Regions from separate parts of the Homo sapiens genome. Here region 2 is linked to region 1. Evidence: chromatin contacts called from ENCODE Hi-C or POLR2A ChIA-PET data. All regions are on one chromosome and are shown on one strand. The core of a region is the stretch at or near the end of the contact, and the rest is flanking DNA. Distances in the headings are between cores, read along the strand shown. Region 1 has its middle 21 kb from the start of LINC02644. Region 2 overlaps MAP3K8 (mitogen-activated protein kinase kinase kinase 8).

Region 1 (4,777 bases), core at 867-3,366:
CAATAGAAAGTGAAATTGAGCCAAGTTTAGAGTTAAGCAAAATTTGAATTGCTGGAAGTGAAGGGAGAAATCATTCTAAGAGAAAGAATAAAACAAACTATGAACGTAAGAAATAGCATTACATTCATGTATTCATTCAGCAAACACTTAGTAATCAACCCCTCCTGTATGTATCACCATGATCTGATCCCTGCCCTTAAGGATCTTGGAATTGTGTACTGGAGAGAAGACACCATTGGACCATGAGTGCCTGGGGTATATGAAGTGGCCTCTGTGTATATATTAAGTGAATGAACGAGCACATGAGAGGGGGAGGAATAGGGGAGAGAGGCAGGAAGTCGACAGGAAGATGTACCTAAAGAACTCTTGTGAATCGCAAGTTGTAAGCAGGTTGAGAGTTCAGAGGAGGGAACATTATCCTGGCCACTTAGGACACTGGGAGGAGGAATCGTGCCCACAGGGCAGAGGCTGGCTCGGTGGGGCAGTGCCAGCTGAGATCTCCTGGCCTTTTTGTGTCTGTGCTGGTCACCCCATTAGGATTTCTGTCTTCCTCCGTTTGACTCACTGTCAACAGAGACCCTGTTGCACCTGATTCAACTGTTGCATGTTCTTGAAGTTAACAAATTCTTTTGTGCCATTTCTCCCAGGTACTGGTGTTTGATTTTGGTAGTGAAGTTTACGTATGGCATGGGAAAGAAGTCACGTTAGCACAACGAAAAATAGAATTTCAGCTGGCAAAGCACTTATGGAATGGAACCTTTGACTATGAGAACTGTGACATTAATCCCCTGGATCCTGGAGAATGCAATCCGCTTATCCGCAGGTACTACTGCCCCCACCTTGGGACGGCTCCCTGAGCGAGCTGATTCCCTTCGATCCCTCTGTTCTCACCACAGTCCTCTACTCTCGCTCTTTATAGGGTTCAGTTTTCATAAACGATTATATGCAGTGGACTGTGAATATTCACAAAAGGAACAGTTCTTTAACTTTTATCTAACTATTATAGAAATATGGATGCTGTCGTCTTCCAGAAGAGGTTTGTTATAGTTGATTTCTTGAAGTGAGCAAGAAATGCTGCAAGTTCCTCCCTGCGGCATTCCAAGTGCTGCTGTGGCAGATGAACAGCAATTGTTTAAACAAATTACATGCGGATCTGAAAGGCTTCCCCGGGTCTGGAATTCAGCCATTGATCTGAAAGTGCAAAAGCAACATGCCTCCCTCTAATTTCATACCTTCCCAGCATCGCCCTCGAATTCCAGGATTTATTTGGCAGCAGATGATGTTTATGTCTTTATACCTTTTGGGAAGGGAAGAGGGAGAGGAGATGGTATTAAAACAATGATTGCAATTGTAATATTCCCTGCAGGTACTAGACTCTTTAAAGTTATTTTTGAAATTGAATAGAATATGTGCAAACTCTAAAATTGTGATTATGAGAAAAAAATTCTTACATGCAAAGGATTGTTGTTGTCTTTTTAACTATCAGACCAAAAAAAGTAGTGCTTTTTAACTATGGGTGCTGTTACAATAGATGAGAAACCAATGAACCAACAAACAGCATAGAATATTGGGCATCACACAACTACATTTTAATGTTTTCCATTGAACTGGTATATGAATTTCAACTTTCCTGCCTAGTTTCCTGCTTTAAAATCCAATTATTGATTTTCTTATTAATTATTATAGAAATCATTAAAATTATGTCAGTGTGGTAAGAAGTTTTAATGTCCTTGTTAAGCAAATGCACTAATGTTTAACCTCAGTATGGTAACAACTGTTGTTTTAAGGACTGGAACTACAACAGCTCAAAAGATTTTATTTGGTATAGCAGAGAAAAAAAAACAAGCTAAAGCATAAAAATCTATGTGATAGCCAACTGTATTTAATAGTGGCATAATCACAGATCTGAAAGTAGATGACTGAGCTCCTAACCCACTGGTTTTCAACATCTCTGAGACAGAATCACCTGAGGGGCCTTTAAAAAAAAGGCATTTGCTCAGCCCAGCCCCAGAGATGTGTTTTCGTTTCATGTGAGTTACAGTTTATGTGTCAATATGTCTTAAAAGCTCCCAGGGATTTTAAGGTGCAGCCAAGATTACGCACCCAGCCCTTCTTAGCAAATGAGGCTGAAACCACTGAGCCCAGTTCCGGCTGTAGGTCAGGGCAGTGCGTGGAGAAACACATCTGGCTTCTGGCCCAGGTTCATCCCCCTCACCCTGCAATCTGCTGCATCGCTTGCTCACAACGCTTCAAAACATAAGTGACAGATTCTAAAGCAGAAACCAAAAGCCCTTTCAATTATCATCTTAGCAAGCCTGCAGAGTAGGACTGACATAAGAGACAGTCATTCAGATATTTTCTGATAAAGACCACACAGCCTTTCAAGACCACCGTGCATTTTCCATAGGTGCTTATGTTTGGTTCCTAAAGTCCCATAAGAGCATGAGGTAGAAGTGTCTGTGCTCTATGATTTATCCGGCAGCTTTCTTTGAATCAGGCAGCCTTTTTGATGTGCCTCAGCTGTGACATCAGCAGCTGTGGTCTTGACCAAGCAGGAAGTGACTGAGGCAGTAGCACAGCAGGGCACAAGCAGCAGCGGGGGTTGCTCTAAGAGGTGGCTGCATCCCAGGCCAGATTCACAACCGAAGATGGGTCTGGAGGGATGAAAGATCGTGCATATTATTCCAGGGCTACTCCCTCCGCAGCACGCATATCTTCTCTACCTTTTGTTTTATTTCTTTTTCTTTCTTTTTTTAAATTTTTAATTAATTAACTTATTTTTTTGAGACAGAGTCTCATTCTTGTCGCCCAGGCTGGAATGCAATGGTGCTATCTTGGCTCACTGCAACCTCTACCTCCTGGGTTTAAGTGATTCTCCTGCCTTAGCCACCCGAGTAGCTGGGATTACAGGTGCCCGCCACCACATCTGGCTAATTTTTGTATTTTTAGTAGAGACGGGGTTTCACTATGTTGGCCAGGCTGGTCTTGAACTCCTGACCTCAGGTGATTCACCTGCCTCGGCCTCCCAAACTGCTGGGATTACAGGCATAAGCTACCACACCCAGCCCTCAGCTCTACCTTTTTCTAAATTACCTGTGTTCTTGGGGACAGCACAAATTCTGAAATCCCAAGCCCGCACAAGACCTCCTATCTTTCTGTGCTCTCCCCATCTGCCGTCTTGGTCAGTGGCCTAGAAATAAGTGCACAAAAAGGCACTTCAAGATCTATGAAAGTGTGTTCATTTTAGTGATGGGAGAATCTCTGTACTCTGGAGAGCTTTGTTGTAACATGAAATAAAATAATAGAGAATTGAGGAGGGAGCTACCTCTTCCCTACGTCTATTAATTAATTGGAGGAAACTTGGTGAGCATTTGCAGGTGACTGGGTGGCACAGAGTAGATGACAAGTGAGGTTTGCCCACAGCTCCTGCTATTGCCGAAATCTCCACCCAGCGTGCCACTCCCAGGGCATCCCAAAGACAAGAATTTGCTAGAATGTGGCCAGGTACAGTGGCCCACACCTGTAGTCCCAGCATTTTGGGAGGCTGAGGTGGGAGGATTGCTTGAAGCCAGAAGTGCAAGACAGCCTGGGCAACATAACGAGACCTGGTCTCTATTAAAAAATTAGCTAGGCATGGTGGCACACATCTGCAGTTCCAGCTATTTGCAAGGCTGAGGCAGGAGGATCACTGCAGCCCAGGAGTTCGAGGCTGCAGGGAGCTATGATTGTGCAACTGCACTTCAGCCTGGGCAACGGAGCAAGACCTTATCTCAAAAAAAACAAAAAACAAAAACAAAAAAAACTTGCTAGAATGTAAGAAAAGTCTAGTCCTGACATGGTTCATGTCACATTAAGGCACATCAAAAACTCCATGGACACAAAGCTTTGCAAGACTTCAGACTAAAATAACAAAATGTCAGTATTTGGTAAAATGCAGGAAAATAAACCATTTATTTTATATGTACTCACGTACTTTGAGGTTTTTTCCAGCAGCCGCATGTGTTTTAGATTCCTTTGTTTAAGCTTGGCTTCATCTTGGTTCTTTTCCTGTCTGTTCTCCCAACCCCCTTCCCACCCTACAGAAAAGGACAGGGGCGGCCCGACTGGGCGATATTTGGGAGACTTACTGAACACAATGAGACGATTTTGTTCAAAGAAAAGTTTCTGGATTGGACAGAACTGAAAAGACCAAATGAGAAGAACCCCGGGGAACTTGCCCAGCACAAGGTATTCCAGTGACCAAGTCTCAAACCTCAGGGCTTGGTTCGGGTCCCAACAAAAGTGGCCTTGATGTAAAATGATCAAATCAGGATAGTTCGCATGGCTGTCACCCCAGATGTATCATTTCTTTGTGGTGAGAACATTCAAATCTTCTCTTCTAGCTATTTTGAAATATGCAATACAGTATTGGAAAACAGTCACCCCACTGTGCAGGAGAAAACCAGAGCTCATTCCTCCTCTCTGATTGTCATTTTGTACCTGTTGGCCAACATCTCCCTATCCTCCCTGTCCCGTCTCCTTCCCACACCCCCTTCCCCATGAAACAGATGCATTTATCAACACATCAAATCATATCCATAATAATGTGTCAACTAAAATACTTTTTTAATTAAAAAAAATGGACACACATACACACACACACACACACACCCCTTAAAGCTAAGAGGCCTTCCCAGGATTCACTAATAGAACAGCAGACTGGCCTCCAATTCTAATCTGACTCTGGGAGGTGAAGAGTCGGGTTTGCACCTGTTTTCAGGCACCCCATGCACCAGTG
Region 2 (4,777 bases), core at 684-3,183, 250 kb before region 1:
TGCAGTGAGCTGTGATTATGCCACTGCACCCATAGCCTGGAAAATAGAACAAGACCTTGTCCTAAAAAAAAAAAAAACGCCAAGATTCTGTAAGTCCTTTCTCAACTCTCTCAAAGCCAGCACTCTCCCGGGCAGCAGAAGAAATCCTTGCTTTTGTGAATATTACTGAAGTTATTATTGAAAATGCTCGAGCGAGGATTCTTGACGGTTGTCTTTGAGCAGAACAATATTCAGAAGGGAAGCTGTACTTTTTTTTTTTTTTTAAGAATGCTTAGTCCCCAGATCTTAAGAATACTTTACCAAAGTGTGAGGTCTAATAAGACTTAATGCTTACGACATGTTTTCTTTGGAAAATGTTTCAGCATATTTGGCATTAGTCAGGAGTTCAGATATGTAATATTCCACCACCCTTTTTCCTGGAACCAGTTTGAAAAACAAACTATTTATGGTATTAAAGATGGAAAATACTTTTCTCTTCCTGGCAATGTGGTGAAGTTGAACATTTTGCAACATTGGAGAAAGAAGTGTTCTTTCTGGGGCTGTCTAGCGGAATGCATGGATATGAGATAATAACATATTTTACTCCTGAGTAGTATTTGGATCAGGTTTTTTTTGGCAAATGCAAATTGCTTTTTGTGAAGTGCAAAACTGTGCCTTGGTGTTTATAAATATAAACTCTCTTCTAATCAGCCTGCATTTAATATCTGCCTAGTACACACGAGTTGAAGTTTGATAATGAACAAAGTTGTGAAGTGACCAGTGAAACCTTTCAACAAGCTTGCTTTTACCCTTCCTACTTAAAGAGCCAGGAGATCTAATTAGTCAACTGTGCAGACTGGCTGATGTTAGAATTTGATCATGTGGCTACTGCACAGTCATAGACAATTTCTGATTTCTGCAGTATAGCTCCCAAATGCAAACCCTGGTTACCCCTGTTTGATTGCTCTCTCTAAGCATTGGTATTCAGAGCATTCTATTGTAACCATGTAATACACATCCAGGGTTAATCCAGCATATACAGAATAGACTGTTTTTGAGTTGCAAGGTACAGAGAGAGAATACATAGTGAATGCGAATAACAAATCAGAATTACTTTTAGAACTTGGTCCTTTTTGAAAAATCCTTCTAAGTCTGCTTGGTTTTACCTTTGTAAGTTAACATATAGTCATCACATGCACATATACGCACACACACGGTCTCTTTCCCTTTCTAATAAACATATTGAAAGGTGAAGGGTTCGATCGCTGACATCAAGGTTTTCTCTTGCTCCAGTGCCCTGCCCCGAGGGTGCAGAACTCTCAGAGAGCCCTGTGTTGGTCCCACCAGGGCTGTTTCATGCCTTCTAATCAGCCAGAGTGCTCGAACATTATGCCCTGCTGCTCCCTGATCTAACTGGTAGTTGGTAGAGCTTGAGGAACAAGAGCTCCGAGCCAGGAAGCTCTGGGGTTTCTACCTGAGTGGCAGCACCCAGGCCACCAGGCTTACAGATGTTCCATCCCCCCAGGCTGCCTAGGCGTGCAGTCACATAGAACCTGCAGAGCCACCTCTGCACAACCCCTGTGGGCTACACCAGCAGTGGGCACTCCGCCCAATCCTTGCTTTATTGGCAGGGAGGAGGGGGTACAGGAGAGAAGATAGGCATCCTCTATGGACAGTTAATAATACCCATTGCATTTCTTTTTCTTTTTTATTTGATTGTGGTAAGAACACTTAGCATGAACTCTACCCTCTCAACACATTTTTAAGTATACAATACACTATTGTTGACTATAGGTACAATGTTGTGCATTAATTTTTTAAGTTTGTGATATATTTAGTAGCAAAGTCCTTCTGGAAAGTCCTCTGGCTCTGCTGCAGGGAAAGCTTGAGAACGGGAGCTCAGTTTCACCTGTTTGCTGAGAGCAAAAGGAAGCTGGCCCGGAAGTGGCTTGCAGGAAGGAGTTGAGCAGGGTTAGGGTGGGGAGACTGGGCAGTTTCTCTGGTTTTTGTAAGCTAGTTCTCTAATTACTTACCCTGAAATGTGTTCCGGAAACACTGACCTCCATTCTCTTATTCACATGGCAGACAGTGTACAAGCTGTTTCAAGCGAAATACTGATAATCAGGATATTAACTACTATATGTCTGCACCAGCCATGAATACAAATCACTGGTCACCAGTGTTTGCTCTGTTCCTTTTTAAAAAAATGTTTAATTAAATTAGGTAACTAATTAATTTGTAAAGATGGGGGGTCTCCATCTTGTCCAGACTAGTCTCAAACTCCTGGGCTCAAGCAATCTTCCTGCCTCGGCCTTCCAAAGTGCTGAGATTCAGTGGCTCACGCCTGTAATCCCCACACTTTGGGAGGCCGAGGCAGGTGGATCACGAGGTCAGGAGTTCGAGACCAGCCTGGCCAACATGGTGAAACCCCATCTCTACTAAAAATACAAAAATTAGCCAGGCGTGGTAGCACATGCCTGTAATCCCAGCTAGTTGGGAGGCCGAAGCAGGAGAATAGCTTGAACCCGGGAGGCAGAGGTTGCAGTGAACCGAGATCGCACCATTGCATTCCAGCCTGGGTGACAGAGGGAGACCCCATCTCGAAAAAAAAAAAAAGCCAAAGTGCTGAGATTATAGACATGAGCCACCATGCCCCACCTCTCTTTGTTTCTTTCTTAAGTTTAGAAATAAATGCTCGTTAGAGAAACTATTTATAAAACCAGCCCTGTTTATTCAGCATGGACTCATGAGACCAAATATAACTTATACAATGTTAATATGGCTGCATTTAATATTTAGTCACTGGGCTACATAGTAGGTAAAAATAACAGATAGTTTGTAAAAATGACTCTTTAGAATCACTTCTACAATATTACACTTTATTTTTTAAGTTTTTCCCTTTCAAGAAATTTGTGTTAATACCCTATAGACTTCTATCACCTTTTATCATTGCAGATATTTAGAAGGTTAGCAGTGTAATGACAAACAGATAAAGAAGTCTGTTTGTAGTTCATTTAAATATAAAAGGAATTGGCGTTTTAGTTGAAAACTTAGCTACACCTGATCAGTGTACTGCAGAACTTTGATGAGTGGGAGTCCCTGATAGATTCCTGGTTCTAGGCTCTTTGCCACCAGATCAACCAGAAAAAGGTGGTGTTTTGTTTTGTTTTGTTTTGTTTTTTGAGACTGAGTCTCGCTCTGTCTCCCAGGCTGGAGTGCAGTGGTGCGATCTCGGCTCACAGCAGCCTCCGCCTTCCGAGCTCAAGCGATTCTCCTTGCCTCAGCCTCCCAAGTAGATGGGATTACAGGTGCCCATCACCATGCCCAGCTGATTTTTGTATTTTTAGTAGAGACCAGGCTGGTTTTGAACTCCTGATCCGCCCACCTCAGCTGGGATTATAGGTGTGAGCCACCGCGCCCGGCCAGGTGTTCTTCATCAGACTGCAGGGACACCTCCAGCAATTGCTGCATGGTTCCTGGGGAATGCCTGCATTATTCTCCTAGTTTAAGGCAAATGAGCCAATTTCCAGAACTGGATTAGGGAAATGGAAACCCACACAAAGGAGGGGAATGAAGCTGAATGTTTCCCACTTCTTTTTCAGATTTACATGAGCCCAGAGGTCATCCTGTGCAGGGGCCATTCAACCAAAGCAGACATCTACAGCCTGGGGGCCACGCTCATCCACATGCAGACGGGCACCCCACCCTGGGTGAAGCGCTACCCTCGCTCAGCCTATCCCTCCTACCTGTACATAGTAAGTGGGGTTCAACCAGGGCTGGGGGCGGCGGGGGGGGGCGTTGAGTTATGCATCCCGCAGGCTTGGGAGGGACTGCTCTGCCTTCTATACCACCCCCATCTGAATGAGGCAATGGTGAAATGACAGGTAGCTACAAGTTCTTCCCATGTAGAAGCAAGCTCCATTCTTGCAAAGAAAACATAGCTATTTTAGTGGGAGCTTACTAAAATGTGCATTGGGCATAATTTATGCTATTCCATTGTATGTGTAATAATGCAACACTACTTAGTAGCATCAGAGTAGCATAAATATTTCAGCAAAGGAAGTTGTATGTGTTCTTTGAACAGTTAAAACATTTTTTATTATTAATGTTCACACCAGTGTGGCTTGTAGTGGAACATGCAATTCCCATTTTACTGTTGATAAATTCAGGAGCAGACACTTCCCTGTTACTGCACAGTGACTTTTGGGACACTGATTTGAAGCTGTCACTGACATTCAAACCTATCACTTATCTTTTGTAACATTAAATCAGAAGATGGGTTTAACCTGGTATCCTTTAGAAATTAAAGTGGGCCAAGCACGGTGGCTCACGCCTGTAATCTCAGCACTTTAGAAAGCCAAAACAAAAGGATCTCTTGAGCCCAGAAATTCAAGACCAGCCTGGGCAACAAAGCAAGACCCCATCGCTACAAAAAATTAAAAAAATTAGCTAGGTGTGGTGGTGTATGCCCTGTGGTCCCAGTTGCATGGGAGGCTGAGGTGAGAGGATCACTTGAGCCCAGGAGTTCGAGGCTACGGTGAGTTGTGTTGGTGCCACTGTACTCCAGCCTGGATGACAGAGCAAAGACCCTGTCTCAAAAGGAAAAGAAAAAAGAAATTAAAGGGAAGCTTGCTTGCTTAAGGGCTGAACTGCATTCGTTGCAGGGCATGTGGTGGAAAACGGATTACTTTCTAGGTCCTGGTACTAGCATGCTTTTGCTGTTGAGGGTGTATCACCATACCTTTGATGCTAAGAGAGCTGGTTTGTTGATAGATCCACAAGCAAGCACCTCCACTGG

The links. A loop is a pair of places that touch in the nucleus more often than their neighbours do. ChIA-PET counts read pairs that join two places held with the same protein, here RNA polymerase II (POLR2A). Pooled maps may share reads with other maps.
Region 2: a loop to region 1 is called in a pooled map, with 2.9 times the contacts of the local background. The contact joins two enhancer-like sites. A Hi-C loop is called at or near these places in 1 of 50 pooled maps. POLR2A ChIA-PET finds 5 or more read pairs at or near these places in 4 of 52 experiments (A673, OCI-LY7, activated CD4-positive, alpha-beta T cell and 1 more).

What each region holds. Positions count from the first base shown.
Region 1 is chr10:30,699,440-30,704,216 of GRCh38, forward strand. It overlaps the pseudogene SVIL2P. Among named protein-coding and RNA genes, the nearest start is that of LINC02644, 21 kb to the right of the region's middle. RefSeq lists enhancers at 2,481-2,620, 2,641-2,690. Within about 2 kb of position 2,117, at least 12 of the 41 ENCODE cell types and tissues checked have a DNase peak (open chromatin) inside an H3K27ac peak, as active enhancers do; they include OCI-LY7, where a contact is called at or near this core.
Region 2 is chr10:30,454,503-30,459,279 of GRCh38, forward strand. It overlaps MAP3K8 (mitogen-activated protein kinase kinase kinase 8), which reads left to right. Exons shown (of 9, transcript NM_005204.4): 7 at 3,582-3,734; 8 at 4,753-4,777. Among named protein-coding and RNA genes, the nearest start is that of MAP3K8, 23 kb to the left of the region's middle. Within about 2 kb of position 1,934, at least 22 of the 41 ENCODE cell types and tissues checked have a DNase peak (open chromatin) inside an H3K27ac peak, as active enhancers do; they include OCI-LY7, where a contact is called at or near this core.